6 separate regions of the Homo sapiens genome follow, and all the other regions are linked to region 3. Evidence: chromatin loops called from intact Hi-C (ENCODE). Cell type or tissue: PC-9. All regions are shown on one strand. Region 1 overlaps TNS3 (tensin 3). Region 2 has its middle 4.4 kb from the start of UPP1. Region 3 overlaps TNS3 (tensin 3). Region 4 has its middle 200 kb from the start of SNORD151. Region 5 has its middle 20 kb from the start of TNS3. Region 6 overlaps PKD1L1 (polycystin 1 like 1, transient receptor potential channel interacting).

Region 1 (5,000 bases), 60 kb before region 3:
CGTGGGCTGCGCCGGGTGTGCACTGGTGCCCGTGGACGCTGTGCTGGTGTGTACCCGCTTGTGCTCATGTGTATGCGTGTGCCCTTGTCAGTGCGCGTATGTCAGTGTGTGTGCACCCCGTCTGCACGTCCACGCGTGTGTGCTTGTGAGCGCGCGTCTGTGTGTGCAGGCATGTGTACGCTGGTCCGTGCCTGAGTCCTCGTGGGTGCGTGTGTACCCTTGTGTGTGCACGCGCAGGACAAGGAGCGAGAGGGCCAGTGGAGCTTTGCCTAGTGGGGGCGTCTTCTGGTAAGCGTGGAAGAGGGTTCAGGCTTAGCTCTTTCTAACTCAACTGCCTCTTGAAAAGGCTTCTTGGGTTCATTTCCCTGCAATGGAATTGGGATACTGGCCATTGCGCAGACCTGCTATCCCTCGCGTGTTTCTTGCAAAGGTAAAGGGCATTTTAGCTCTGCAATGAAGTGGGGGATGCGCTGGGATGTAGGAATCCTTACAGGTTCCCTGGGGACCGCATGGGTTCCAGCGGTGCTCTGTGGTCCACAGGACGGCCTTTCACGGTGTTTGAATTAAACAGAGCGGTGCTGGTTGGCTCCCCGCTAGGTTCAGCCTCCCTTTCCCTAAGTTATTGCTGAATTAAACAGAGCGGTGCTGGTTGGCTCCCCGCTAGGTTCAGCCTCCCTTTCCCTAAGTTATTGCATTTGTTTTTCTGAAGCTTTTGTAAGGTTCTGTGGGGTGAAAAACTGTCAAAATTTCAGCTGGTTAACTTGAGGTGTACTGCGTTCCCTTTTAAAGTTTAGTGGTCAAACGCTGCTGCCTGGAAGTGTGGGAACAATATGTGTTGGATGTGGAGGGTGTCCCTCTTGCCCCAGATACCGGCCCCCTGTGGGCTGGGAAATATCCCCGAGGCCCGGAAGTGTTCCTGGCTGTTTAACATCAGAGTAAAGTTGGGCTGGGAATGTGTTTTTGATCAGTGTCTGCCTCTCCAGAATGCCTCTGAAGGTTTCCCAGGTGCCTGAATGCCTACCTAAATCCTCTTACTATGGTGGAGCTGAATATTTCCTGAAAGGAAAACATAGCTGGGATTGTGCTGATGCAGCTTTGCACTTTTGCGTGTGTAACCATTTTGCCAGGGCGACCTTTAGCCGGGAGAACCTATCCGAGAGATCCCTGCGGTTTTGCATTTCGGCAGAGTGGAGCATTCATGTGGAGCACCTCCCTGTTCAATTTTGCAGAGATTTTTCTTTCTCAAAAGAGACCTCACAATCAAGACCAGCACTAATTACTGTGTCCCCCTCAGGGAGTCCTTGTGGAACCAGCAGCCTGCTCTCTACCCTTCCAACATTTTGTTCCTAACAATTAAGTGCAATTTAGATTCCTGAACTGAGCCTGCTAAATGCTTCAGCATTGCTGCCTCCTCTCCCCCTTTGGGAGAAATGAAAGCACAGTATCAGGTGAAAACAAGGGCAGTCTAATCCCGTCTGGTCTCATTTCACAATAGAGATGTTATGTACAGATGAAGCGTGAGCAGATGTTATTACACTATCCTAAATGAACTCCTCAGAGATCCAGCAATTCAAATGGCTGAGCCCTCGCAACAGTGCTTATGCTGTTTCCCTCTTTAAGTTTTCTAGCTGTGGACCAGTGGGCAAGAAAGCTGCAGGAAAACAGTGCCTCTTTCTCCCTGGTTGGAATAAAGGTATTTGTGAGGAATGAAAGGTCACAGTATCTTTCCTTGGCCCACAGACTGTGGCTAATTCATTTGGTCAACAAATATTAATTGAGGGTCCATGGTCCACTGTCTGCCAGGCGCTGGGCAGGGCCCTAAGAGGACAAAGGGGAAAGAGCCTGGTGTCCTGCATCTAGGAAATTGCAATATAGCACAGGAGAGAAGGCATATAAACAAATAACTGCAATACGAGTGAAAAGTACGTACCAGCTGCTGCATTGCAATAGAGAGATGTGTTTGTTAGGTGTTTGAATGCTACTCTTGTCTGAGCGTGAGACTGGGGCTTGAGGCATATGAGGCCTGAGTCTCATATGCCTCATCCATTGGCTGTGTGGTGCTGCATCTCGGTTTTGCATCTCACCATCACGGTTTGTAGACTAGTGGTGATTACGGTAATGACACAGAAGCACTTAGCTAGTGTTACCAACTGCATAATTAGCAGCATCATTATCCTTCTTTTGCAGAGCACTGAACACACAACCTGTGTTATCAGAAAGGATGCAATCTCTTTGAAAAAACCAGATACCGACATAGGAACAACTACATAATAACAGTACCTTAAATGTATATAGATACTTACAGTATAGTCGGTTATATACAGTGGTGGTTCTGTCTTGGCCGCAAATTAGAATCACGGGATGGAGCTGGGGTGGGGGGTTTGACAACATTCCAGTGTTCTGATTCAACCTCCAGGTAATCTGATTTAATTGGTCTGGGGTGGAGCCTGGGTCAGCTGTTTTAAAAACTGCCCCAGTGATTCCTATGAACTGACAGATGATACAGCGTTTGGTCATTTACAATAGCTGTTAAGAGACAGGAGGGGGAGGATATCTTTTCTATTTAAGAGAGGTTGTGACTTGTCCTGGGCCACAGAGCTTGTAGTGTAGGTATCAGAACTTATGTGAAGGCTTCTGCTTGGTTCAGGACTCTTTCCCCTACTTTATTTATTTTTTCTTTTTTTTGAGATGGAGTCTCACTCTGTCAACCCAGGCTGGAGTGCCGTGCCATGATCTCGGCCTACTGCAGCCTCTGACTCCTGGGTTCAAGGGATTCTCCTCCCTCAGCCTCCTGAGTAGCTGGGATTACGGGTGCCCGCCACCACGCCCAGCTAATTTTTATATTTTTAGTAGAGACGGGGTTTCACCATGTTGGCCAGGCTGGTCTTGAACTCCTGAGCTCAGGTGATCAACCCGCCTCGGCGTCCCAAAATGCTGGGATTACAGGCATGAGCCACCGCGCTTGGCCATGAAGTTCTTTATTAGGTGATTGTATTAGTCCATTTTCATGCTGCTGATGAAGACATACCCAAGACTGGGCAATTTATACAGGAAAAAGGATTTAATGGACTCACAGTTCCACGTGCTGGGGAGGCCTCACAATCATTTCGAAAGGTGAAAGGCACATCTCACATGGCAGCAGGCAAAGAGAGAGAGCTTGTGCAGAGGAACTCCCCCTTATAAAACCATCAGATCTCATGATAATTATTCATTATCATGAGAACAGCACAGGAAAGACCTGCCGCCATGATTCAGTTACCTCCCACTGGGTCCCTCTCACAACACATGGGAATTCAAGATGAGATTTGGGCGGGGACACAGTCAAGCCATATCAGTGATTAAATGTTTAGGACTGTTAGGTGTTCTTGATGAATCAATCCTTTTATTATTATGAGAGGACTTTCTATATCCTTGGTAATGTTCTTTGATCTGTAGCCTACTTTGTCTGATATAGCCACTCCAACTTCCCTTTGATTAACATCAGCAAGGTACCTCTTTTTTCTAGCCTTTGTCTTTTAAAAAAAAAAAAAGGCCAGGTGCGGTGGCTCACACCTGTAATCCCAGCGCTTTGGGAGGCCAAGGCGGATGGATCACGAGGTCAGGAGTTCGAGACCAGCCTGACCAACATGGTGAAACCCTGTCTCTACTAAAAATACAAAAATTAGCCAGGCATGGTGGCGGGTGCCTGTAATCCCAGCTACTTGGGAGGCTGAGGCAGAGAATTGCTTGAACTTGGGAGGCAGAAGTTGCAGTGAGCCAAGATTGCGCCACTGTACTCCAGTGTGGGCGACAGAGCGAGACTCTGTCTCAAAAAAAAAAAAAAAAAAAAAAAAAAATATATATATATATATATATAAAATCTGACAACTTTTGTTGACTTATAATTGAGATACTTAGACTATTTACATAAATATGATTATTAATATGGCAAGGTTTGAATCTGTCATACTGCTACTTGTTTTCTATTTCTCCTACCTATTGTTTGTTCTGCCTTTGTTTTACTTCCTTTTGCCATTTAGATTAATTGAATAATTTTTATTATTTCATTTTATCTCTCTTGTTTGCTTATTACCTATAATTCATGATTTTAGTGGTTGCTCTAGGGTTTATACTATACCTCTGTAACATCACAGGCTACCTTCAAGTGATATTATATCCACTTCATGAATACTATGAGAGCCTTATAATAGTCTTATGGGATCTTTGGGGTGTCCAATTTCTGGCTGGAAACCTCTGTGGCCAGTGGCACCTTTGCCTGAGTTCTTGTCCTGTGTCCAGGAAGAATGAGATAGGCAGACGGGGAAGGGTGAAGAAGATGAAGATAAGCTTTATTAAGTGTTAAACAGCTCAGAGGAGACCCACAGTGTCCTCTCTGTAGGCAGGTCATCCCGACCTCTGCTGCTCTCAGCAGAGAGGAGGCCCTGGAGAGGGTAGTTCCTCTCTGCAGCTGGAAGTCCCAACATCTCTGCAGGTCTCTGAAGCTCTCGGCAGAGAGGGTAGCTCCTCTGTGCAGCTGGTCTCTTGTGGTCTCTCCATTCTCTCTGTCCTCTCTCTTGCTCTGGCTGAACATGGAAAAGCCCTTGGAGGGGAGGAAGTGCCTGCTGATTGGTCCATGGGCGGCCATGGGCTGGCTGGAAGAGGCACCATGAGTCCCCACTCCAGTCTGTGGGACTGGCAGCCCGTCCCCAGCCTACAGGCCCTCCCTGGCCTGAAGGTGGGGCCTTACTGAGGACCCACCCCCTTCTGCCCAGGACTTTGCCTACCGCTGCCATTCAAGGCCCTGGTACTTGTCCCCAATCCCGCTCTGAGATGAGAGGTGGGGGGCCGGGAGAGGAGACAGGCCAGGCAGCCAGAATAGACACTCCTGAGCCAGCAGGGATGGTGGGCGGGGGGGGGCTTCCCATGCGCCCGAGGGTGCAGGCCGCAGAGATGCCTGGGTGCTGTGCCTGGGAGGGTGGCTGCAGCTGCCTGCACTCAGGGAGCTCCTGCTTTTCCCCAGC
Region 2 (5,000 bases), 610 kb before region 3:
TTGTGCAAGAAAGAATTCGGGGCCAGGGTGAGTCCACAGAGTAAAGTGAAAGAAGCAAGCTTATTGAGAAAGTAAAGGAATAAAAGAATGGCAATTCCATGGGCAGGGCAGCCTCTAGGGCTGCTGGTTGGCTATTTTTATGGTTATTTCTTGATCATATACTAAATAAGGGTGGATTATTCATGAGTTTTCTAGGAATTCTTCCTTTTAGAACATATAGGGTAACTTCTAAATGTTGCCATGGTATTTATAAACTGTCATGGTGCTGGTAGGAGTGTCGTTTAGCATGAGAATGCATTGTAATTAGCGAATAATGAGCAATGAGGAAGACCAGAGGTAGTTTTCCTCACCTTGCTGGTTTTTGGCAGGTTTTGGCCAGTTTTGGCTGGCTTCTTTACTGCATCCTGTTTCATCAGCAAGGTCTTTGTAACCTGTATCTTGTGATACCACCTGCCAACCTTCTATTTCATCCTGTGACTAAGGATGCCTAACCTCCTGGGAATGCACTCCAGCAGATCTCAGCCTCATTTTACCCAGCTCCTATTCAAGATGAAGAGTCTCTGAGTCGACTCCTGCTGACATATTTCCTGACTCTACAACCCTTAGGATTAAGGGTTCCCTTGTAAAAGGGAAGGGGGAATAACCAAATAACTCACCCCTTTCTTGGAAAACTCAGGAATAATCCACCCCTTGCTTAGCACATATTCAAGAGTAATCATAAAAAATACCCACCAGCAGCCCTTGGGGATGCTCTGCCTATGGAGTAGCCACTCTTTTATTCCCTTCCTTTCTTAATAAACTTCCTTTTACTGTTCTCTGTGGACTCACCCCAAATTCTTTCTTGTAGGAGATCCAAGAACTTTCTCTAGGGCTCAGGATCAGGACGCCTTTCCAGTAAGTTTGGTGACCTGAAACGTTAGCATGGGTGACTTTATTTTTATTTTTAGTCTTGTCTTTTGGGGCCTAGTGCAAGAGCTTAGTCTAAAACAATGGCCTCCTATAATTTGTGTTTAACATTTGTCAGGTTAAAACCTTGTCAGTGTGACAAACTGGAAACAAAATTGTGTCGGGCCACTACTAAACCACACCCAAAATACCTGTGTCATCAATGTTTGCAAGCAGAGAGCAAATGCAGCCCACCAATGGCCACCTAGAGCAGCAGCTGCTAGAGGCAGGAAAGTCTGGAAGAGACCCAGGGCTTGCAGGCTCAGCCAGGATCCCCCTGCTCCTCAACAAGGTCTTTGGGCTCTTTCAGAGATGCAGTTGGCCCTGAGCTCTGAGAGGTGGGGAGGGAAGGGGCTGAGAGGCTGAAGGCCAGGCCACACCAGATAGTGACACACCACTGCCCTTCAGGTTTCCCAAATCTAAGTAACTTCAAACTCTTTGAAATTCTCCCAAAGCTAATGTGTCTACCTAAAAGAAAGATGAGACAAAATTAACATAGAGAGTTTATTTGTGCCCAGGTTGAGGACTGTAGCCCAGGACACACTTCTAAGTTGCCATGGGGAGTGCTCCAAGAACAAAAAGGAGGCTCAAGTTTTTAAAGAAAAAAGAACAACTCAGGAGATGGGGCGATTGCAGAGTTGTCAGGAATCCTCATTGGTTTACAGAAATAACATTGGTTAGTGATTGCCCACACAGTGTTGAACTATAGGGTGGATGGCATCTTATGGCTAATTGGCCTCAGTTATTCTACAGCCACATAGCAAGTGGCTTCAAGAGGTAACCACTTAGCTGAAGGGGAAGTGAGCCATGACTGCTGTTCTGTTCTAAATGTTCTCTGGGCCTGATAATTTAAAGGCTCACCTTCCTCAGGAAAAGAAATGTGTTTGTTGTTTGTTTGTTTGTTTTCTTTCTCAGATAATATTTTAGAGATAGTAGCTGAGGCTTCTTCTCTGTTTGTCCTCACTTCCCAATTCCTCATGCAATTGCTCTTTTCTTTCCAATCCAGCAGCCATACAGATTTCTAGAACACCCCTCAGAGAGGGCAGAAATTGAGCCGCAGTGTTTTCTAAACAGCTGCCTGGTCCATTCGTGGGTCATGAAACCCATGTGGTGGGTCACAGCTAGCATTTTCATTGTCAGTGAGACAGAATGGAGTGAAAAAGCCTCTGCCTGCTTTCCACACCAGAGCACGTACTTTTATCACACGAACTATGACTCAGACACCACAAACCCAGACCAGGCCTCCAGGTCAGAAGTTGACTCCCCTGAGGCCTGTGGTGAGACTACAGCATGACTCAGACCCCTGAGATTTCAAATTCTTGCCAAAATACAAAAAGTGAGATTCTTCCCGCCAACTCTCACTCATCATATAGAGCTACTCAGTCCCCTGACCCACCCCCAGCTCAGATAGGCTCACAGTGGCAGGCCCACTCCCCTGGCAGCTGAGTCCAGTCTGATGAGCCATCACTTTCCCAGGTTGCTGGTCCTAGTAGTCAACAAAGAGAGTCAAACTCTGTAAAATATTTGAAGAGATTTATCCTAAGCCAAATGTGAATGACCATGGCCCGTGACACAGCAAACGGCCCTCAGGAGGTTCTGAGGACACGTGCCCAAGGCGGTCAGGGTGCAGCTTGGTTTTATATGTTTTAGGAATGCATGAGACAGCAATCAAATACATTTAAGAAATACATTGGTTTGGTCCAGAAAGGCAGGACAACTCAAAGCGGGGTAGGGGGCAGGGTTCAAGGCTATAGGTAAATTTAGACATTTTCTGGTTTACAATTGGTTGAGTTTGTCTAAAGACCTGGATTGATAGAAAGGAAATGTCCAGGTTAAGATAAAAGATTGTGGAGACCCAGGGTATTTGAAGTCTTATAGTGGCTGCCCTTAGAGACAATAGATGACAAATGTTTCCTATTCAGATCTTTAATAAAAGGTGCTAGACACTTAGTTAATCTCTTTTTTTTTTTTTTTTTTTTGAGATGGAGTCTCACACTCTCACCCAGGCTGGAGTGCAGTGGCGCGATCTCGGCTCACTGAAAGCTCCGCCTCCCAGGTTCATGCCATTCTCCTGCCTCAGCCTCCCGAGTAGCTGGGACTACAGGCGCCCGCCACCACACCCAGCTAATTTTTGTATTTTCAGTAGGGACAGGGTTTCACCATGTTAGCCAGGATGGTCTCGATCTCCTGACCTTGTGATCCACCTGCCTCGGCCTCCCAAAGTGCTGGGATTGCAGGCGTGAGCCACCGTGCCCGGCCAGTTAATCTCTTTAAAATTGGGAGAGCCTGGAAGAAAAAGCTCTAGCTATGTTAATAGAGATTTTTTACAGATGCAAATTTCCCCCACAAAGGACAGCTTTGCAGGGCCATTTCAAGATATGGCAAAGAAACATGTTTTGGGATAAAATATTTTTATTTTCTTCCCTGTCTCGTAATGTTATGCCAGAGTCAGGTTGGAAAGTAAGTCACGATATATAGGGTTAAATAAAACCCATCTCATGAGAATTCATTGTTTATAGGGCATGACTCCCCAGACCCCTTAGATAAGAATTGGCAAGATAAAAAAAAACGTCAGAGCTTAGTCCTCACAGTCAATGGCTAGCCTCCAAGGAAGTGGAGGATTCCCACAGGATTCCAGCTGCCCAGAGGCTTCACAGGCATATCCATGTTTACAGAAAAGATACAGGCCATGAGATATTTATACAAAACACTTAGGAGTCACAGCCAGCTACCCAACGGATGCCAATGGCTGACTGGTTCTTGCCCTCTCAGTCTTCACCTTTAGGAGAGGTGGTGCTGGCAGGATGTGGTATTTCTCATTCAGGGCCTCTGGAACCATCTAATCTAGGAAACACCCTTGTCTCATGCCTTGCTGCCACACAGCTCCATTTGCTCTCCAGTTTTCCAAGAAGCCTTCTACCTGACTGGTTTTGCTCTAAACCACTATCTCAGACTGAAATTCTTCACAAATTCCACCCAGGAATAATAAGGGTTCATTTCTGAACTGGACTCAGCATGCCATATGACCCATGGAGATATTTTCCTCATGAGATTTGACACAGGGGTCATTGGCCATGCCGCACCCTAGCTGATGACTGGGCAAGTTACCAAAAACCATCTGAGCCAGCCTCCTCGTCTACGCAGGGGAATAATATGGTTCTGCAGGATGGTTGAGGTCAGGGAAAAATGTATTCAAATTAGCAAATTCTTGCCAAAATACAAAAAGCGAGATTCTTCCCACCAACTCTCACTCATCATATAGAACTACTCAGTGCCCCATGTATACAAATGTAACAAGCCTGCATGTTGTGCACATGTACCCTAAAACTTAAAGTATCATAGTAATAAAATTTAAAAAAAAAGAAGGCTTTTCTGGTTCATTGTTCTGTTTGTTATTCTGCTGCTTATGTTTAGAAAACACGCAGAGAGCTAGGATGAGGCATTCTTGGAGCCACCTCGTTAGAAAAATGAAGTCTGCTGCCTTGCTTTCACAATGGCTGGTAAGAGTATAGTTTTAATCTATCATTGTTTCCTTATGCTTGCTATCTCACATGCCAGGTAAAGCTATTTGCTCCCTCGTCTCACTCTATCCCATTTGTACCCCTAGGTAGGAGAATGTGGTCTGGAAAATGAGGTGTCACTGGTGATCAGACATCATCACTTTTCTAGTGACTGTCAGCTTAGTTTTGTCCTACAGTTGTCTTGATTTCCAGCTAGGTAATGAGTGTGACATATCTTTAAGGTTTGGGTGTGCCAATGTACTGGAGACAGAAAATTGACTCACTAATTAAACCATAGCCTGAAACTTGCATGTTCAATACAGGCCTGCAATTTCCTTTACCTAGGCTTGGTCTCAGGTATTCTTCATAGTAAAGGTGATATTGCTATTGTATCACTATGACTCATGGTGTTAGGACACCAAATTCCTCATTACATCTTTATTTTAAACTTCTAAACTAGTATAGCTCCTAGGATTAAAAGGATTGCAGATTTTTAATTTTTTTAAAAAAGAGGCAGTATTTAGGTGTACCTGGTAGGGGAGAGAACAAGCATAA
Region 3 (5,000 bases):
GAGTTTACCTGGCACTTGTACCCACCCCCAGGCCCTCCTCTGCTCTGCAGCTAACCTGAGGGGCATGACCCCTTTGGAGAGGTTCTAGAATAGCTTCATCCCAGCATGTTTTATCGAGGTGAGCTGCCGGGTCTGTCAAAATTCCTGGAGTTGTGCTGGCTGAGGGCATGATTGTTTTGAAACCCCTGGGCCTAATTCCCTGGTAGGGCAGAAAGAAGGCAGTGATGAGCCTTGCCAGCCATACTTACCGACATCCCAGGACAGGACTGTAAGGGTGTCTGTCATCTTAATGACATACTGTGTGAGGGTTCTTTGTCTGCAGGCATAGGGTGCCTTTGTGGCTCCCCGGGGCATTTAAGACACAATGGAGAAGGAACCTTTTCCGTGATTGTGGCGCATTGAACCCGTGGCTATTTACCTGTGATGTTCGTTTTCATATTCCTGGTAGCAGAATCTTCTGTTTACTGCAGCAGCTTACAAAAGTGGGATGTGAGGTTAGATTAATTCATGGACTCAAAATCGGCACATAGTATTGTTGAGAAAGGAGCTGGGAGGCAAACCTCCCTTTGTGAATGTCAACTTGGCATATGTTACATGGACACAGGGTTGGAGCTTCCTGGGAGCCAGTGTGAAAAGGAAACCACAATGATTGGCATGTGCCTTTCTGGAAGGTGGGAAGAAACAAGAATCAGCAGAGAAAATGTGCGACGTGGGAAATTATGGAGGGTGTAGACTAAGGCATCAGGGGCATGCACCACGTCTCCATGAGTCGAGCAGAATGATGATTTTGGAGGGATGTCAGAGGCAAGCTATTGCAGCATAGCCTCATTGGGACCTCTGGCTTTTAGAACTATAAAGGGACAATTGGTGTCTTTCTGCTTACATTACCGTTCTATGGGCTGTGGTCTTCTGGGTCATAGAGAGAATGCTTCACCATTGTTCAGGTAACTACTGTCCCTAAGGCTGGGAGAGGTGGCCGGGCTCCTTACAGGGGAGTCACAGCCTGTGGTCCAGCTGCTCTGTAAGTCTACGTGTATGTGTACACGCAGTGCTCACATGCGCACACAGGCACAGAATGTAGTGGTAGGTGTGAGCATGGACTAGAGTTGGGTTGAGTCCCATCCGGGGTATGACACTGGTGAGCTGTGTGGCCCTGAATGGAGTTCTTTCACTTTTCTGGGCTCCACTTTCCTCTTCTGTAAAATGAGGACGCCACCAGCTCTTCTTGGGGTCACTGCCAGGATCGAATGAAATAACATGCTTAGATCCTCAGTGCTAGTGTGACACAGGGAAGACACGTGATGTGTGGGGAAGAGCCTGGTTGGTTGTCCTGTGAAGGTGAGTTGGCAGTGCGGTTCTTCTGGTGCCCACAGCCTTTGCTGTGTGCCATTCATTGTTGATCTGGTTCTCCTGATGGAGAGAACCAGTCTGATGAGTTCCAGAGCGTGTCCCCTGCTTCCTGAGGGTGAGGGCACCGATGACAGACACAGTAGATGATTCCTGTGATCCCGCATTTGCAGACTTGGAGGCACCACGGTCAGAACAAGGGCGCATGCGAGTCTGTCCTTGGTAGTTGCAGGTTTGCAGGATCTTTTCATGATGCTGCGGCCTAACAGTGGTCCGAATGGTGGCCCCACAGCTTTTGATTGAAGTTCAAGGGCAGAGTGTCCTTGTTTTTTTCCATCCTGTGTTTACCTTCATACACTCTGCAAGCGATTGATTCATACCAGCAAATCTTGATGCCCTCAGGTGCAGGGCAGCCTTCACTAGGACACCCCGAGGCCATGTATGGGACCCACTTCCCCGCCCGGCCTCCTGGGCAGCCCACAGCCAGCCTGAGTCCAGGGAGGGCCTGGCCCCCCCCCCGGGGAAGTGCCGCCTGTTTACAGAGGGGCCACTGTCCTTGAAGGAGGCCGGTGTCTCCGCCTTCTGGTGGCGGCCTCTGGTGTGGGAGGGTTCAGGGCAGTGCCTGATCCAGCTCCGGGCAGGTCCCGAGCCCGCACCAGCTGCCTGCACTCACGCTGTGATTGTTCTTGCTTGGCCTTGGCCACTGTGGTCTGTGGCCCTGGAAGAGGGGTTGGGTAAGAATAGTGGCTGAGTCATCAGGGCGGTGCTTCTCTTGGTTCACCTCACCCGAGGCCAGTGGGCTAGTTCCCTCCAAGGTGACTGCAGGGCTCACATTTCAGCCTGAGGCTGGAGCTCACACTCCACCTTTGCACAGCTCTGTGTGCAAGATGCGTGTGTCTGTGGTCTGTGGTGTGTGTGAGGTGTTTTGTGTGTGTATGTTGTGTTTGTGTGTTGTGTGATGCAGTGTGTGTGTTGTACGTGAGGTGTGTTTTTGTGTGTGAGTTGTCTGTTGTCTGTTGTGTGAGGTGTGTGTGTTGTGTGTTGCGTGTGAGGTGCTTTGAGTGCGTTGCAGTGTGTGTAGTGTTTTGTGTGTGTTGCATGTGTTGTATTGTGTGAGGTGTTACCTGTGTGTGTGAGGTGTTTTTTTTTGTGTGTGTTGCGGTGTGTGTGTTGTGTGTGAAGTGTTGTGTGTGAGGTGTTTTGTGTGTGAGGTGTGTCTGTCGTGTGTGTTGTGTGTGAGGTGTGTGTGTTGTGCTTTGTGTGTTGTGTGTGAGGTGTGTGTGTTGTGCTTTGTGTGTTGTGTGTTGTGCTGAGGTGTGTTGTGTGTGTACATGTCTGTGCTGTGTGTGTTGTGTGTATTATGTGTGAGGTGTTTTGTGTGTGTGAGGTGTTTTTTGTGTGTGTTGTGGTGTGTGTTGTGTGTGAAGTGTTGTGTGTGAGGTGTTTTGTGTGTGAGGTGTGTCTTGTGTGTGTTGTGAGGTGTGTGTGTTGTGCTGTGTGTGTTGTGCTGAAGTGTGTTGTGTGTGTACATGCCTGTGTTGTGTGTGTGTACATGTCTGTGTTGTGTGTATTGTGTGAGGTGTTGTGTGTGTGTTGCAGTGTGTGTTGTATGTGTAGTGTGTGTTGTTTGTGTTGTGTTTTGTGTATGTGTTGCTTATTTTGTGTATGTGTTGTGTTGTGTGTGAAGTGTTTTGTGTGTGTTGTGAGGTGTTTTGTGTGTGTTGTGTGGGTTATGTGAGGTGTGTGTGCTGTGTGTGTTTATGTGTGTGTGTTGTGTGTGAAGTGTTTTGTGTATGTGATGTGTATTGTTTGTGAGGTGTTTTGTGTGTGTTGTGTGTGAGGTGTTTTTTGTGTGCTGTTTTGTGTGTTGTGTGAGGTGTTGTGTGTGAGGTTTTTTTATGTGTGTTGTGTGTGTGTGTGTGTGTGTGTGTGTGTTGAGACTTGCTCAGTATGTTTTACTTGAACTCAGAAAGCCAGACAGAGGAAGTGACCAGAGCAACAAGACCAACCAACACAAGGACAGGACAGATGTGACTGTCAGGAAGTCTTGCAGGTCACGTGCTGCCATCCCTGCCTCTGCCCCAGTGACCGTGATGGAGTCTCATGAAGCTATTTGATTCTTTCAGAAAGAATGCTGACCAAATGGATGATGAGGAGCTTCAGATAAATGAAATCACTTTAATGGTCTCCATTTTATTTTACTGAAAAATTAAGCAAATTTCCAACAAAACACCCACACTTTCCACCTGTAAATTACTGGGTGTGGGGCTTAGTGAGCTGAGCATCCAGTGATCTGGGACAGTGGATCCAGGTGACCTATGTGGGTCTGTTCTGCCGGCCCCAGCCTGCAGTGGTTTCTGCATGCATGTTGTCACAGAAGGCTTCCCACAAGTCTCTGGGTATGCATTTCTTGTCCTCACGGCCCATAAGTCCAGGTATTTGACTGGACAGTGGTTATTTCCTGCTTATAGATTGTTTCCACCCCTCAGTAAACTTCAGAAACACAGACACGGGTCTATACACCACAGCAGAGTCTCGGCTGAAGATCACCTACACGTGTATGTGTGCGTGCTCATGGTTTCTGGATTCACCGCTGCCCCTTCCAGATTCTGTGTGTCTCATCAGGAGTCTTCATGCAAACATATTTGACCAGAGTCACAGTGAAATTGAGTTCTATTAGGTCAATGGATATACGCAAATGTTCTTGCTCCTTAATCTCTCTGATCTCCAGGAAGCAGAGAGAAGAGTTTCAAGGATCCTGTTAGATCAGCATCCAGGTGTTCCATTTGGTCAGAAGAGCCAAACTCAACATCTGTGGCTTTGGCAAAAGTCAGGTGAGACCCAAAAATAAAAGTACAAACCGATACTGCATTCCCCAGATCTTACCTTGACACTCAGTCATCACAGAGTGGTGTTTAGTTAGCCTGTGCATACAGCATTCGGGCATTGGCAGGGCACGGTGGAGGACGATGGGTGTGGATGCTGAGCAGTCGGGTGGGAGGAGGGCTGCGTGGGCGATCACACTCAGATTGGGAGGGCTGGATGCGCGTGAGGTCGCTCAGCAGAAGGTGAGGAAGGGGTGGGGCCAGCACTGTAAGTCCGTCTGTTTCTCACCCAGCGCCCCTCTGGAGGGTGCTTCGTTGTTGGGGATGACCCTCACCCCCATCTCCCAGCTGCTGCGTCCTGAACAACAACGGCTCAGGGTCCTGCCTCATCATTGCCCATGGCCTCAGCCCTGGGAGGGTGTGGATGTAGTGCAGGCTGGTTCTCTGTTGCTTTGGAGCAAGTGCAGACCAGCAGGAGTGTCCGGGATTTACTCTGTGGGAGGGAGTAGGACAGGCTGAAGATGTGCTGAGATGTGGGCTGGGACTTCCTGTTCCCATGGCTCACCTGCGCCTTCTGGTCTAGACGCCTCTAGTCCCTAGAGAGTGGCTTAAGCGAATCAACCATAAGGCCTGTGTGTAGGGAGCTGCCAGGGAGCAAGTTTAGGGCCACAGTCCTGGACTGCTCTCAGTTTTCTGTGCATTTCACCCCTTTGAAAGTTTCTCCCTATATCCCTGTGCACGTGCCTTTCTCTTGATGGGCACACACAGTGAGTACCAGTGAAGGAGGGCAAGCCAATGGGCTCCTTTCCCAGTGACACTGACACCTAG
Region 4 (5,000 bases), 210 kb after region 3:
TTCCTATCTCTTCCCTTCAGAATGGGAAGGTCTATCCTATGCCTGTTCCATCATTGCATTTTGGAAGCACATAACTTGTTTGTTTCACAGTTCACAGGTGGACAGCAATGTGCCTCAGGATAAAATATACCTTGGAGTCTCACCCTTATCTGATTTGGATAATATTTATAGATGAGACTCTGGACTTTAGACTTTGTAGTTGATGCTGGAACAAGTTAAGACTTTTGGAGAAATTGAAATGAAATGAATGTATTTTGCATGTGAGGAGGATATTAATTTGGGGGGGCCAGAGTTGGAATGCCATGGTTGGAATGTTTGTGTCTCTTTAAAGTTTATGTGTTGAAACCTAATACTCAATGCGATGGCATTGAAAGATAGGGCCTTTGGGAGGTAATTGGGTCATGAGGGCAGAGACTTTATGACTGGGATTAGTGGCCTTATAAAAGAGGCCCAAGGGAACTTGTTTGCCTCTTCCACTATGTGAAGACACAGCTAGAAGGAGCCATCTATGAGGAATGGGCCCTCACCAGACACTAAATCTGCTGACATCTTGATCTTGGCCTTCTCACCCGCCACAACTGTGAGAAAAAATGTTTGCATTTTATAATTCTATAATATTCTTGTTATAGCAGCCCAAACAGACTAAGACAAATGACTAGACAACAAGTCAGAAAGGATGCAGAAGAACTGAACAACACAAGCAACCAACAGAATCTAATTGGTATGTAGAATGCTCCACAGAATAGTAGAATTATGCATTTTTTAAGCACTCATGGAATACTCACCAAGATAGGTCATGTTCTCAGCCACGAAAAAAATCTCAACAAATTTTAAAAAATGGATATCATCCAGAGCATGTTCTCTGATCATAATGGAATAAAAGTTAAATTTAATAATAATAAGATTAACAATTTCTCATTACTTAGAAATTAAACAACACTCTTCTAAATAACCCATCAAAGAAGTCTCAAAAATAATTTTTTTAAAACATAGAACAGAATGAATTCTGTAGAAAATAAAACATATCACAATCCATGGGATGCAGCTAATGTAGTGCTGAGAGGGAAATTTATAGCACTAAATGCTTACACTAGAAATGAGGAAAGGTCTCAAATCAGTAACAGATGTGGCTTGGGTTGGGTTGGAGCAGTGAGTTTCAGCATCTCTCCCTGCCTTCTGCAGCCTGATTGACTCAGCCCATAGTACTAGAAGCACTGTGATCTTTTGGTGTTGCATGGTGCCTCAGGCAGACCTATTCTTAAGTACATGTAAGGCACCTCTTGAGGAGGCCCTGAGATACCTGGGGCCCACTTTAAAAGGACTGAGTTGAGACCTGGTGGTCTAGGTGTTATCAGTGGCTACACTCAACAACACGGATGAAACTTAGACATAACCACAGGCCAAAAAAGCCAGACCTGTCATAGAGTACTTATTATCAAATTTCATTTATATGGATATCACAATCAGACAAAACTAACCTGTGGCAGTAGAGGGCAGGATGGCAGTTCTTGGGGAGGAAAGAGACAGTGCTGTTTGGGAGGGAATATTAGAGGGGCTTTTGAGGCACTGATGCTGTTCTGTTTTTTTTTTTTTTTTTTTTTTTTCATTTGGGTGTATTCACTGTGAAAATTAATGGAGCTTTTTCCTTATTATTTGTGTACTTTCCTCTATGTCTAACTTCCAAGTTTATTATTATTTTATAAGTTAACGTGGCTTCATTTTTTTCCCCTAAAGGCTGATGAAGTTGCAGGCATTCAGTTTTCACTGGGAATGTCCTCCAGACGGATGTGTAAGAAGGCCAGGGTCAGGCTTCAGGAGCACCTAGGCAGGTTCACACTTGACACCTGTCACTCGTCACTCACCCGCCAGCCCACTGCCTGGTCAACGTAAGGCTGTCTCCTTGCGGAGACTGGCTCAGCACTGAAGTAATGGAGCTGTCTTTCTGTCTGTCTGGCTTGTGGTTTAGAGCAGGAAAGATGGAGGTGAGGAAAATGTCAATCAAACTGTCTCTTTTGCAAAGAACAGAGCAAGCCCTGCCACGTGCTTGGGTCAGAGTAGAATGAATATGGAGAAGTGCCTCCTCCTTGGGGAGATTCTGCATGGTTTCCCAGGCCGTATCGACTCTCCTGGATTCCTGTGCCACATTCAGCCGATTAGGACAGCACAGCAGACATTGGTTGAGTGCCTACTGCTTGCAGAACGCAATGTCTGCACTTCCCATGTTAGCTATGGTTTATGTATTCAAGCTTCCCTCTACTGAAGAAAGCCCAAGGAATGTCCAACCCAGGAACAAACCAGAGTGGTCATGGGTCAAAGCATCCTTCCTGCCATCTGGGCCAAGATATAGGACTCAAAGCTTAAGTCACGTGAACCACCCTGTGTGTCATGAGTTGATAAGTCTATAAACAGCCTCGCCCTGGCGCCATGAGGGGTGGCTTATGATTAACTTGTTAGAGCTGCAATGGCAGCTCCACACTGAAGGGCTCAAGAAGAGTGAGGTGACCTTAGCTGCCTGGAAATGAGCTGTTGAAGGCGGCTGAGGTTCTCCCTGACAGGAGGGGCCCTGCTGACGGGACGTTTCTTCTCCAGGGGTCACATAGCAGCTGGCCCATCCCCATTTTACAGATCATGAAGGTCAGGGTCAGAAAAGTTTAGTGATTTGGCTATGGTCGGGAGACAGGCAAAGAAAAATATGAAGAATTTTTTCTTCTATGGTCCCCTTTACCCCCTGCTTTTCTCTTTGCTTTAATTTCTTTGTATAGAGGCATCCAGCCAACTAGCACAGAATGTTGCGAAAACTTGGCCCACGGGATTCCAGAGCCTGTGTCCTCTGCTATGGCACGGAGAGGACTTCTGTGCACACACGTCCCCAGTGAGCCATTTCCCCTGAGTGGTTCCCTCTTTCTGCCCTTTGCCCTGCATTTTCACAGAAAGGTTTGAGCTCAATTTACAACCTCAGTGGGCCAGGGACTGTAGTGAATGAAGGGAGTGACTGAGAGCATTGTGGGGCAGTCCTGCCCCCTGGTGGGCAGCGTCACTTACTACAGAAGGCCGTATTTTAAAACTTTATTTGCAAAGATGAGGGCTGCATATGTTAGTGGCTAGGTTCAAAATGGAAAGCTAGTGAAATGGAAAATTTAGTGGTTAGAAATGTGGATGCTGGAGCCACGTTGCCTGGCTTCAAATCTTGGCTCTGCCTTGTATACACTCTAGTACAATGACAAGTTATTTAGCTTCTCCCATTTGTCAAATGGGAAAAGCAATCAGGCTTACATGCCAAGATTGTGGTGAGAATCAGATGAGTTAGTACACATTAAGTGATTCAGATGTTGCCTGGCAAGGAATCTTCACTAAATAATATCTAGATAGAGTTACCTTTAAAAATTATTGAATAGGATTTTCTGTAATCCCCATGAAGTCATTTGACAGGATTTGTGGATGTTCAGCATCTCAAACTGTGAAACATTGAGACCCATTTCCCATATGACTAGTTTATCCTCTGTAATAGTGATCACACAGGACAGGGGTTGGTAAGCTTTTCAAAGGGTCAAGGTGAACTCCTCGTACTGCTGGGGCCGAGGCTGCCCCCATCTTCACGTGACTGATGCATTGGTCTGGGGGTCTCCCGTCTCAGTGCACATAACAGCTCACATCATCACTATGGTAAGTTCCTTCAGGCAGGACAGTGCAGACCCTTCTCCCTTTCCTACTATGCAACTTCCTCACCCCCCTTTGTGCTCCCCACCCACATTTCAGCCATCTTTACCATCTGTCTATAACTATAAAGAAATACCAGGAGATAAAACAAAAGAAATTTCCTTTATGAGGTGATGAAAATCTTCTAAAATTGATTGCAGTGATGGTGGATATACTAAAAACCATTGAATCGTACACTTCAAATATGTGAATTGCACAGTATGTGCATTATGTCTCAATAAAGCTATTATAAAAGAATCTAAAAGGAGACTAAAGACAAACTCAAGAGGCCTCAGTGTATGGGCCATCATCCTTAGATCTCTGCACACAGATTGCTGGGGGAACAATGGCCTTACAGTGCCAAAGTGGCTATGGTCTTGAGACATGTCATTTTCGAGACCTAGACTTGGGAATCAACGTGAAAATAAACTTCATTGGCTAGGCGCGGTGGCTCACGATTGTAATCCCAGCACTTTGGGAGGCCGAGGCTGGGGTATCACCTGAGGTCTGGAGTTTGAGACCAGCCTGGCCAACGTGGTGAAACCCCATCTCTATTAAAAATACACACACACAAAAAAATCAGCCAGAGTGGTGGCAAGTGCCTGTAATCCCAGCTACTTGGGAGGCTGAGGCAGGAGAATCGCTTGAACCCAGGAGGTGGAGGTTGCAGTGAGCTGAGGTCGCACCATGGACTTAAGCCTGGGAAGCAGAGCAAGACTCTGTCTCAAAATAATAATAATAATAATAATAATAATAAAAGCAAAAAGAAAATAAACTTTATCCATCAAACACTCTTCTGGCTGGTGCCAATTTCAAGAACTATAAGCACCCTGTAGTGGATGAGCCTATATGATGGCACCACCTCAATCCCTTCATCTGTGACATGGTATCACTTGGCAGCCTTAGCAGCAAAGTATGCAAAAAAAGAACTGAGTGGTAGGGGTAGGAGAACTGAGAGATAGGAGGAGAATTTGGGGACAGACAAACCTCCCAGGCATAATGGGGGCCTCTGAGTGAAGTGGCTGGTTCTCCAAAAGATCTGGGTTTAGCTTCCCAACTTTACCTTAGATAAGAAATGTAACCCAGCAGATAGGAATGCAAAGGGGACTCGTAGATGGGCGTTGCTGCTCCAAGCCAGTCAGGGAGAAGACCAGAGTATTTTTGGTCATCATTCAGTCATCGTCTGGGAACTGGGGAGCAATAGACCTTGATCACAGAAGAGGGGACTGATGAGAACGTGGCAGAGACTTGGAGCTTGCCAAATGATTAGGTGGGGCTCAGGCCTGCACTGCAGCCTTGATAGA
Region 5 (5,000 bases), 130 kb before region 3:
GTCGAATATATAATTTAAGTCATTGGCAAGTAGCATGGGTTTTTCACATCATGAAAGTAATGTAACCCCACAGTGGGAAACTAGAAAATGAAGGAAAAGTCTAAGGTGCCTTAACAATTGCCAGTAATCCTACCCCCAAGGGACAATCCTGGTTGTCACCATTAACATGTTTACTTCTTGCAAGGTTCCTTTTTTTTTTTTTCGAGACAGAGTCTCCCTCTGCCTCCAGGCTGGAGTGCAATGGCACGATCTCCATGTGTCCAGAATTTATTCTTTCTGGTGGGTTCTTGGTCTCTATGACTTCAAGAATGAAGCTGCAGACCCTTGCAGTGAGTGTTACAGCTCTTAAAGATGTGTCCGAAGTTTGTTCCTTCAGATGTTCAGATGTGTCCGGAGTTTCTTCCTTCTGGTGGGTTCGTGGTCTCACTGACCTCAGAAGTGAAGCCACGGACCTTCGCAGTGAGTGTTACAACTCTTAACGGTGGCGTGTCCAGAGTTGTTTGTTCCTCTTGGTGGGTTCGTGGTCTCACTGACTTCAGGAATGAAGCCACAGACCCTCATGGTGAGTGTTACAGCTCATAAAGGTAGTGTGGACCCAAAGAATGAACAGCAGCAAGATTTATTGTGAAGAGCAAAAGAACAAAGCTTCTACAGCCTGGAAGGGGACCTGAGCAGGTTGCTGCTGCTGGCTCTGGTGGCCAGCTTTTATTCCCTTATTTGGCCCCACCCACGTCCTGCTGATTGGTCCATTTTACGGAGCACTGATGGGTCCATTTTACAGAGCACTGGTTAGTCCATTTTACAGAGCTGTGATTGGTGCGTGTACAATCCTTTAGCTAGACACAGAGCGCTGATTGGTGCATTTTTACAGAGTGCCGATTGGTGTGTTTACAATCCTTTAGCTAGACACTGAGGGCTGATTGGTGTGTTTACAATACTTTAGCTGGACAGAAAAGTTGTCCAAGTCCCCACTCAACCCAGGAAATCCAGCTGGCTTCACCTCTCACTGGCTCACTGCAACCTCTGCCTCCTGGGTTCAAGTGATTCTCCTGCCTCAGCCTCCCGCAGGTGCACACCACCACGCCTGGCTAATTTTTGTATTTTTAGTAGAGATGGGGTTTCACCATGTTGGCCAGGATGGTCTCAATCTCCTGACCTTGTGATCTGCCTGCCTCGGCCTCCCAAAATGCTGGGATTACAGGTGTGAGCCACCATGCCCACTGCCCAAGGTTCCTTCTAAGCATGTTTTTATCTATGTAAGCATGTCTTTTCTGCATAACTTTAGATTGTTTGAGCAAAATCTTCTAAGAAAATTTTTTGAAGCCATCATTTTATTTTATTTATTTTTTCCTGAGACAGATTATCGCTCTGTCGCCCAAGCTGGAGTGCAGTGGCACGATCTCTGCTCACTGCAACCTCCCCCTCCAGGGTTCAAGAGATTCTCCTGTCTCAGCCTCCTGAGTAGCTGGGACTACAGGTGTGCACTACCATGCCCGGCTAATCTTTGTATTTTTTTTTTTTTTTTTTTTTAGTAGAGAAGGGGTTTCACCATGTTGGCCAGGCTAGTCTCGAATTCCTAACCTCAGGTGATCCGCCCACCTTGGCCTCCCAAATTGTTGTGATTACAGGCGTGAGCCACTGCTCCCGGCCTGAAGCCATCATTTTCACCTTGCCAATCCCATGCAGGTTGAGTTCAAACCTGCCCTCTTAGAGTTCCTGTTTTGCTGCCTGGGAAATGGGAACAATTATAATTCCTGTCTCAATAGGCTATGTCTTTGACTGTTTGTGCTGCTATAACAAGAAACCAGAGACTGAATAATTTATAAAGAGCAGAAATGTATTTTATCAACAGTTCTAGAGGCTGAAAAGTCCAAGATTAAGGTCGCAGCAGGTTCAGTGCCTGGGGACAGCCTGGTCTGCTCTTCCAAAATGGTGTCTTATTGCTGCATACGACCAAGGGGAGGAACATGGTGTCCTTACAAGGTGGGAGGAACCAAAGGGGCCAACCAGGGAACTTACTCCCTCCACCAGGGCTTTTCCTAAGGGCATCTAATCCCATCAGGTTGTCAGAGCCTTCATGACTCAATCACCTCCTAATTAGGCCACACCTCTTAACACTGTTGCATTGGGGATTACGTTTCAACATGAGTTTTAGAGGGGACACAACTATTCAAAACCACAGCAGGCTATTCCTTTAAAACACAGAAACTGCTCCCTGACCATAGTGTCCTCAGGAAATGTTTTCTGATTGTTATATTTCTCATAATTATAAACAATGCTGCCCTGAACATCTTTGCACCTAAACCTTGGATTGTCTCTCTGATAACCTTCTTGGAATTGAATCCTGGCTGTAGTTTTACCAGTGTCCCATAGAGAATTTAAAGTAGAAGCTGACCTCCAGCCTGACTCCTCCCAGGCAGCTTCTTTTGCAGCTTACAGAGTCCATGCCCCACTCTGACACCTCTTCTGGCCAGGGTGTAAGAATGCAGGACCTCTGCACAGGAGCAGGTGGGGGGTGTCAACTTCTAACAAGGTGAACTTTGCTTTGTCAAATGTGTGCTGAGCAGGATCTGCCATCAGTTGGGCCTGAGTTTGTCGTCAGAGGGTCTCTCCATAGTGGGAAGCTTCACGGTGTTTTTCACCAGCTGCTTCTGAATCACACAGGTGGCTCTGAATCACACAGTGTGACATGACTGATTTCGGCAGAGGTCTCAAAATGCAGCTCAGATGTCACCATCTCCATGAGGACATCCCTAAACCCCTCTCAGTGTCAGTCATTTCCTCCTCCAGGCCACCCTGCACCTCTGTTTTACCTTCCATATCACAATATGCTTCTTTCCTTATGTGGCCGTCTCCTCCCCTGGTTGATGTCTTCCCCAATGCATTGGTGTGAATCACCTTCCCCCATGAATTGGTGTGAATCACCTTCCCCCCGTGCATTGTGTTAATGTACACACTGAACAGATTTCTTAGGCAAAGCTGTGAACCCCACCATCCCAGGGACAGGCAGCATCCACATTCTATTCAATGTGAATCACTCTTCCTGGGGTTGGGCAACATAGGGTAGCACTGATTTTAGTGCTCATTAAACCATTTGTTAAACTAATGTGAAATTGCAGAGAAACCTTCTGCCCTTCACCTTGAGGGTGGAAATTAAAGTCAAGACCCACTTAAGAGGAAAGGCCCTGGTGAATTACAACCACTTCCCCTTTTTAATTTCAGTCAACACTTTTACACTGGGACCAAGGGGGCACAAAAGTAATATCCCTTTGCTGAAGGTCTGCAGGAGTTATCATTGCATCCCTCTGAAGGGGACATTCGGAAGTGTGGTTTTGAGATGTCAAAATTTAATCATTGCTAAGAGTTAATGTGGCCTCAGCAGTAAATACACAGGCCCTGCTCCAAGCTGAACCCAGGGTGAATGGTCAGAAAACAAGTCAGGAGAAAAGACACTGGTGGAGGAGGAAGGAGCTTGCTCTGACCCGGAGAAAGAACTCAGTGCCCGTCTTGGCTCAGCACCCTGTCCTGCAGCCCCAGTTTTCTCAGCTGTGAATCACGCCAATAGAACCGTAGATTAGTGGTTTTCAGACTTTTTTAAAGAGACAGTATCTCATTATGTTGCTGTAATGCAGTTGAAACGGGAAAAGTTCCCTTGTCCTCTTCACAGGGCATGTGATGGGGATGTGGCTCACTTCTTTGGTGCCCCCCTGCTCACACCTCTAGGGGAGCATACAGACAGGCAGGTTGTGGGGCTCTGATGCCATGGCAGTGTCTAGGGGTGAATGTTTACAACTTCTGAAGCCCCAGTGGGCGTGTGTTACAGGGTGATCTTTTAGTTTGCCATCCATAGGCAGCTTGTGTTAGTCAGCTCAATTAGACCGTCTACCTTGTCTCAAGGACAGAGGGCTTTCTGTATCCCTGGGTTTCTTGCCTTGGTGTACTAGAAGAATCAGATCACACATGGGCTTGCAGAATGAGTGCAAGGTTTTATTGAGTGGAAGTAGCTCTCAGCAGACAGGGGAGCCAGAGGGAAATTGTTTTCCCCTGGAGTTGGGCAGCTCGGCAGCCCAGGCTCTCCTCAGACTGCCCCAGCCAAACTCCATGTCATTACACCAGTTGATGGCCTGCGGGCATGCCGGTGCCTGTCAATGTGCTCTTCTGCCTGCGTGCTCTCGACGATCAGCCGCTTGTGTCTTCTTCCACCTATGTGTTCCTCACAATGTCCAGTCGCTTGTGTGTCTCTGCCTTGTTAAGGTCTCAGTTTTTATAGGCCCAGGATGGGGCCAGGTGGTGGTGGGCCAGGGTGGTCTTGGAAATTGCAACATTTGGACGTGAAAGCAGAAGTGCCTGTCCTCACCTAGGTCCTTGGGGGTGAAGCCCTAGCCAGGAACCCGCCTTCTTCTACCCAGCTCTTCCCCTCTCTGCTTCTGTATCATTTAAAGGGACCACGCTCTTCCCTTCCCAGCACTCCCTTATCATATCCCCCCTTTAAAGAGGTACATCTAACTGCCACTAGAATATGGACGATGACCGGTCTTAGCTGTTTCCTGTTGACAGGGGCGTTGTTTTGGGGAAAACGGCAGTCAGACTCCTCCCAGAGGTCTATCTAAGGGTTCCTAGCAAAGGGGAGCCATCGTTTGAGGCTCCGGTTGCCTGACGGTTTGGAGTTTGAGGGTTTCTAGGCATGAGAGAAAAAAACAAGTTTTATAAGGTTAAGAATGCATGAGTTAAACATGTGTATTATAACAAGGAAAGAATTGAGTGCCAAAGATTACAGAGACAAGAAGTAAAATATACTAACAACAACATTGTACCCCAAGCTGTTTCATCCTGGTGAAAGAAATTAAACCTTGTATGGGAGCGGATAAACTTTAGAAGAGAGATAGCTGTTCTTGCCATATCCTTAGCAATTCACAGATGCACCCTGGGAATACCTGTATCTTGTCTCTCTTTCCTAGGCTTCCCTTTCTCTATTATAAAAGACTGAGGTAGCCACTTTC
Region 6 (5,000 bases), 310 kb before region 3:
ATAGGCCAAGCACGGTGGCTTACACCTGAAATCCCAGCACTTCGGGAGGCCAAGGTGGGCGGATCATGAGGTCAGGAGATCGAGACCATCCTGGCTCACACGGTGAAAACCCATCTCTACTAAAAATACAAAACAAATTAGCCGGGTGTGGTGGCGGGCACCTGTATTCCCAGCTACTTGGAAGGCTGAGGCAGGAGAATGGCTTGAACCTGGGAGGCGGAGATTGCTGTGAGCCGAGATTGCACCACTGCACTCCAGCCTAGGCAACAGAAAGAAACTCCATCTCAAAAAAAAAATTAAAATTAAAATTAAAAAAAAAAAATATATATATATATATAACTGGGCTGGGTGTGGTGGCTCACACCTGTAATCCCAGCACTTTGGGAGGCCAAGGCAGGTGGATCACTTGAGGCCAGGAGTTTGAGACCAGCCTGGCCAACAAAAATTAACCCGGCATGGTGCACACCTGTAATCCCCACTACTCAGGAGGCTGAGGCACGAGAATCTCTTGAACCTGGAAGGTGGAGGTTGCAGTGAGCAGAGATCGCACCACTGCATTTCCAGCCTGGGCAATAGAATAAATAAAATAAAAATATATGAATAAAATAAAAATAAATGAAATAATAAATAAAAAAAGAATATATTAATAACCTTCACCAAACAGGGAGGAAGCTATCATTTTATTTTTTCCATGGCTGCATTTGATAAAATTCAACATTCATTCCTAAGTATTAAAACATATTCTTAATAAAAATGAAATCGATATTTTTAAAAAAAATAGGAATATAGCTCAAGTTAAATGTCAGTATTATATTTAATAATACAACATCAGAGCCTTTACTACTAAGGTTAAGGACAAAAAGATTGTCAGTTCAAAAGTCCTACAACAGGCCGGACACAGTGGCTCCCGCCTACAATACAAGCACTTTAGGAGTCCGAGGCTAGAGGATCACTTGAGCCCAGGAGTTCGCGACCAGTCTGGGCAACATGATGAGATCTTGTCTGTACAAAAAATACAAAATTAGCCAGGTGTGGTGGCACACACCTCTAGTCCCAGCTACTTGGAAGGCTGAGGTGGGAGGATCACTTGAGCTCAGGAGGTCAAGGCTGCAGTGAGCCATGATTATGCCACTGCACTCCAGCCTGGGAAACAGAGTGAAAACCTGTCTCAAAAAGCAAATGAAAACAAAGTCCCACCACAGCATTTTAAAGGCGTATGGCTCATCTCTTTCCTTTAAACCCGCTTAATTTGTTTATATATTTTATAGCTCATATAACTAGCAAGAACTTTAAATTTATAATATGGTTGAGCAGTCCTTTATATACACAACACACACTATTGTGAGTCCTTATACAGTTACAACACATAGTAATCTATACTAATTTCCTATGGCTGAGAAAAGAATTTCCCTCAAATGATGGTGGAGGCTTGTAGGTGCTGTCTTTGCCCTTATGACTTACTTTTCTTGTGTATGAGTGGGACGTTTTCAGCAACAATGCAATCATAACTTTGGTTTCATTCCACAGGAAAACACAACGCTTTCTGGACTATCACTTTATGAGGTATTTATCAAAAGTATGTTTGGCAAAAAGTTAATGCTGCCAAGGGTGGGTCTCTCTCACCTGGCTCCCAGGTGGGTTTCTGCCTGCAGAACTCAAGTTTCTGCAACATGAGTTTAGCTGGCCTCCCTGGGAAAGAACCAGGAATGTCATTGGTCTTGGAATAGGCCAAGCAAGCTGGACTTTACAGAACAGACCCTTTTTTGTGTGAGGGGATCTGAGGAAACAATTCGTTTGAATTTCCTAACTTCAAGGCATTTATTTGTTTCTTCATCTTAACCATTAATAATTAAGATTTGTATCTTTATAAACTAGAAGGATTGGATGCCTGGAGCTATCAATAACCACCTACAAATCATATTGTTCTTTGTATTTTTAAAGTGACTCATGGCAACAAAATGCGGTGAGTTGCCAGCCCCCACCTTCTCCCCCTTGCCAGCTCGGCCCCCTTAACGGTTCTTGGCACTCTGTGGCCTCTCAGCTATGTAGCCTTGGACCCCGAAGAGACCTCCCAGCCGGGGGCTGCTGCTGATTGGGCAGAAGGACCTCCGAGCTCTTGCCCTGCTCCTTGCTCGGGCCTCTTCTCTACTGCGATGACTCACCACTTTGCAGGAGCTGGCTAGGCCACTAGTCAGTGGATGCAATTTAGAGATGTCAGAAGGGTTTTTCCTCCACATATTTTCCTCTTGATTTGCTTTTGTGAATACCATTGCGTAAGGCAGGAACATCCAGAGGGGAGCGCCTGACCTCAGGGCACAGAGTCTCTCCTAGAGGATTTTTGCCTTTATTTTTTTCAGTGTAATTCCTTAGCACCTACCTGCCAGGAGGAAGGTGAGATGGTTTTTATAACTGTGGAAAATCTGCATTCCCTTTCACATTTGGGGTCCCCAACACAATCTGTGAAGACTGGCGTGCCACAGTCCACAGCCACTCTTTTCAGCAAGGTTTGTGCTCTGAACTCTGCTGGTCAGTGTTACTTAGGAGCAGGAAGCCATCAAGAGGGTGAATTTTCTCTCAGCTTCTTCCTTTAACTTGCCAGTTTGTAAAATAATGAGAAGATTTAGAATACTTAGCTTTTCCCAATGCGTTTACGTAGCCCCCGTCACAGGTGACTGTCAAAGAAATTTACTGAGTTCCCTCAAATCTAGAAGTTTTTGTAGTTATAGTTAGGTTCTGTAAACTTACTGAATCTTCATTGACTTTGGTATTTTCTAACAGATGATGCAATGTATCTGAACACTAAGTTTGAATCCTTGAGGAAGAAACAGGCTAGAAGGGGCTTTTTAAAATGAAATATTGGCCAGGCATGGTGCCTCACACCTGTAATTCCAGAACTTTGGGAGGCCGAGGCAGGTGGATCACTTGAGGTAAGGAGTTCGAGACCAGCTTGGTCAACGTAGTGAAACCCCGTGCCTCCTAAAAATACAAAAATTAGCCGGCTGTGGTGATGGGCGCCTATAATCCCAGCTACTCAGGAGGCTGAGGCAGGAGAATTGCTTGAACCCGGGAGGCAGAGGTTGCAGTGAGCCGAGATTGCACCACTGCACTCCAGCCTGGGCGACAGAGTGAGACTCTGTCTCAAAAAAAAAAAAAAAGAAAGAAATATCAACTCGGCCTGAACATGCAGAAAGTATGATGCCCTAGAGATGCCCCAACTCCTGCTGATAAACATGGAGGTCAGGCAGGTCTGAGGGTTGAGCAACTGTGGAGTGATTCAGTTTTAACTACTGGCTGGGTGACTGTAGGAAAGCGACTTAACTTCTTGGTGTCTTTACATCCTACTCTGTAAAAGGAGGACAGTAGTAGAGCCTCTCCCATGAGACCACTGAGAGAGGTAAAGGAGTTAAAGGAGTTCGTGTCTGCATGCTGTAAGTGCTGTCTATAGCTTTAATAGAGACTATTAACACTTTCACGTTTCATGCATTCCTCAAGTATTTTTGTGCCAGGCACAATTCTAGAGGCTGGGGATCCAAAGATGAACAACATTGACTTGAAAGTGAACTATGTCCACTCAGAAAACATTATATTCCTGGAACTTGGAAAGTACAAATCTCAAAATTATGGACAAAAACCTGAGCAACTTTTGTATCCACTTGGACCTATGTTATGATGTGTTTCTTCATGTGAAGCCGAGAGGGGTCGGTAAGGATGCAAACATCAAGTTCAAATGAGGTATGCTCAGGAAGAATGCACCCCATAGTTCCCAGACTTCATTCAGCATGTTAAGGACCAGTATATTCCTAGACTTAACTAAAAATGATCATTCTCACCTGCTCTCACATCCTGGTTCTGCCCTTGCTAGCTGAGTTCTCATGACTTTCTCTCCACCACTGTGGCTTCCACAGAGACCAGCACTCAGTAAATATTTAGTGAACTGGTTATTGAGCAAAAAGAAGTGGTGGGTGATGTATATGGATAGAAAAGGGCAACTAATAAAGCAAGCATGGGAAAATGCTAATAGGTGGCTCTGGAAAGGGTAGCTGAGTACTTCTGAATTACTCTTGTAACTTTCTTATTAAGTTTAAAATTATTTCCAAGTGAAACGCTTTTAAAAAGAAGCTATTGTGGGTTGGGCGCAGTGGCTCATGTCTGTAATCCCAGCACTTTGGGAGGCTGAGATGGGCGGATCACCTGAGGTAAGGAGTTCGAGACCAGCCTGGCCAACATGGTGAAACCCCGTTTCTACTAAAAATACAAAAAATTAGCGGGCATAATGGTGGGCGCCTGTAATCCCAGCTACTTGGGAGGCTGAGGCAGGAGAATTGCTTGAGCCTGGGAGATGGAGGTTGCAGTGAGCCGAGATAGCACCATTGCACTCTAGCTTGGGCAACAAGAGTGAAACTCCGTCTCAAAAAAAAAAGAAGCTATTGTATTACTCAAGTAAAGAGATGACAAAATGATAGGGTCATAGTTGTGAGATATGATTTGTTTTAATGGTTCTTATTTTTTCTAAGCTTTTCTATGTTTCTAAGTATGTCTTGGAATTTTTCCCATGATGGACATCACAAGAAAAGCTAATTAAATTTAAAAGAACTAGATATGGCTTACAAATACTTAATATATTGGAAGTGGGAATAACTTAAAACCTAAAGAGAAATGTTGAAGCAGACAGCCTTCTGAAATGAATTCTCTCTGCTTTCATGGATTATACTAAGTCTTCCCGGGATGACTTCACAAGCAGGAATGTTTTTGTGGCTGCTGATTCATTCCTTCCTGGCAGACATAGCTCCAATGAAGTTGAAATATTATTGTTAATCCCTTTTATTTAGATGTGTGCTAGAATGGCACTCGAGGCACTAAGGATATAAACCAGGGCTTCTGTATGACTGTGAACACATAATTTATTTACTTGGGCCAAATTGTCTCCTAGCAGGGTTCAAGAAAGTTGAATTCTCAAGGACTAAAATACACTGTCGGCTGGCTTCTTTTTGAGGTTTCTA

Evidence for each region. Hi-C counts contacts between places; a loop is a spot of excess contacts. Peaks named below come from ENCODE experiments on the same cell type or tissue, not always from the same donor. Only the 100,000 strongest peaks of a DNase experiment are listed, where the experiment ranks them.
Region 1: it touches region 3 in a loop (4-fold over the local background); 7 of 110 quality-filtered maps call a loop at or near these places.
Region 2: it touches region 3 in a loop (3-fold over the local background); 2 of 110 quality-filtered maps call a loop at or near these places.
Region 4: it touches region 3 in a loop (12-fold over the local background); 3 of 110 quality-filtered maps call a loop at or near these places.
Region 5: it touches region 3 in a loop (8-fold over the local background); 4 of 110 quality-filtered maps call a loop at or near these places.
Region 6: it touches region 3 in a loop (7-fold over the local background); 3 of 110 quality-filtered maps call a loop at or near these places.

What each region holds. Positions count from the first base shown.
Region 1 is chr7:47,531,960-47,536,959 of GRCh38, reverse strand. All of the region lies in intron 1 of TNS3 (tensin 3), which reads left to right. Among named protein-coding and RNA genes, the nearest start is that of TNS3, 48 kb to the left of the region's middle. RefSeq lists an enhancer at 1-185. In PC-9, a CTCF peak has its summit at 2,115; DNase peaks (open chromatin) are centred at 1,469 and 2,419; H3K27ac peaks cover 2,734 bases.
Region 2 is chr7:48,082,326-48,087,325 of GRCh38, reverse strand. No RefSeq gene overlaps it. Among named protein-coding and RNA genes, the nearest start is that of UPP1, 4.4 kb to the left of the region's middle. In PC-9, no CTCF peak of the experiment used is centred here; DNase peaks (open chromatin) are centred at 425, 2,255, 3,955 and 4,755; H3K4me3 peaks cover 256 bases; H3K27ac peaks cover 5,000 bases.
Region 3 is chr7:47,472,400-47,477,399 of GRCh38, reverse strand. All of the region lies in intron 4 of TNS3 (tensin 3), which reads left to right. Among named protein-coding and RNA genes, the nearest start is that of SNORD151, 10 kb to the right of the region's middle. RefSeq lists a silencer at 1,756-1,815 and an enhancer at 1,690-2,233. In PC-9, CTCF peaks have their summits at 1,710 and 1,909 (motif pointing left); DNase peaks (open chromatin) are centred at 1,369, 2,099 and 3,398; H3K4me3 peaks cover 1,269 bases; H3K27ac peaks cover 3,691 bases.
Region 4 is chr7:47,264,437-47,269,436 of GRCh38, reverse strand. No RefSeq gene overlaps it. Among named protein-coding and RNA genes, the nearest start is that of SNORD151, 200 kb to the left of the region's middle. In PC-9, CTCF peaks have their summits at 2,810 and 3,025 (motif pointing left); a DNase peak (open chromatin) is centred at 2,916.
Region 5 is chr7:47,599,516-47,604,515 of GRCh38, reverse strand. No RefSeq gene overlaps it. Among named protein-coding and RNA genes, the nearest start is that of TNS3, 20 kb to the right of the region's middle. RefSeq lists an enhancer at 3,366-3,455. In PC-9, no CTCF peak of the experiment used is centred here; DNase peaks (open chromatin) are centred at 2,035, 2,925 and 3,535; H3K4me3 peaks cover 2,876 bases; H3K27ac peaks cover 5,000 bases.
Region 6 is chr7:47,783,900-47,788,899 of GRCh38, reverse strand. All of the region lies in intron 56 of PKD1L1 (polycystin 1 like 1, transient receptor potential channel interacting), which reads left to right. Among named protein-coding and RNA genes, the nearest start is that of PKD1L1-AS1, 8.9 kb to the left of the region's middle. RefSeq lists a silencer at 1,895-2,189. In PC-9, CTCF peaks have their summits at 2,389 and 2,590; DNase peaks (open chromatin) are centred at 2,099, 3,259 and 4,749; H3K4me3 peaks cover 2,805 bases; H3K27ac peaks cover 5,000 bases.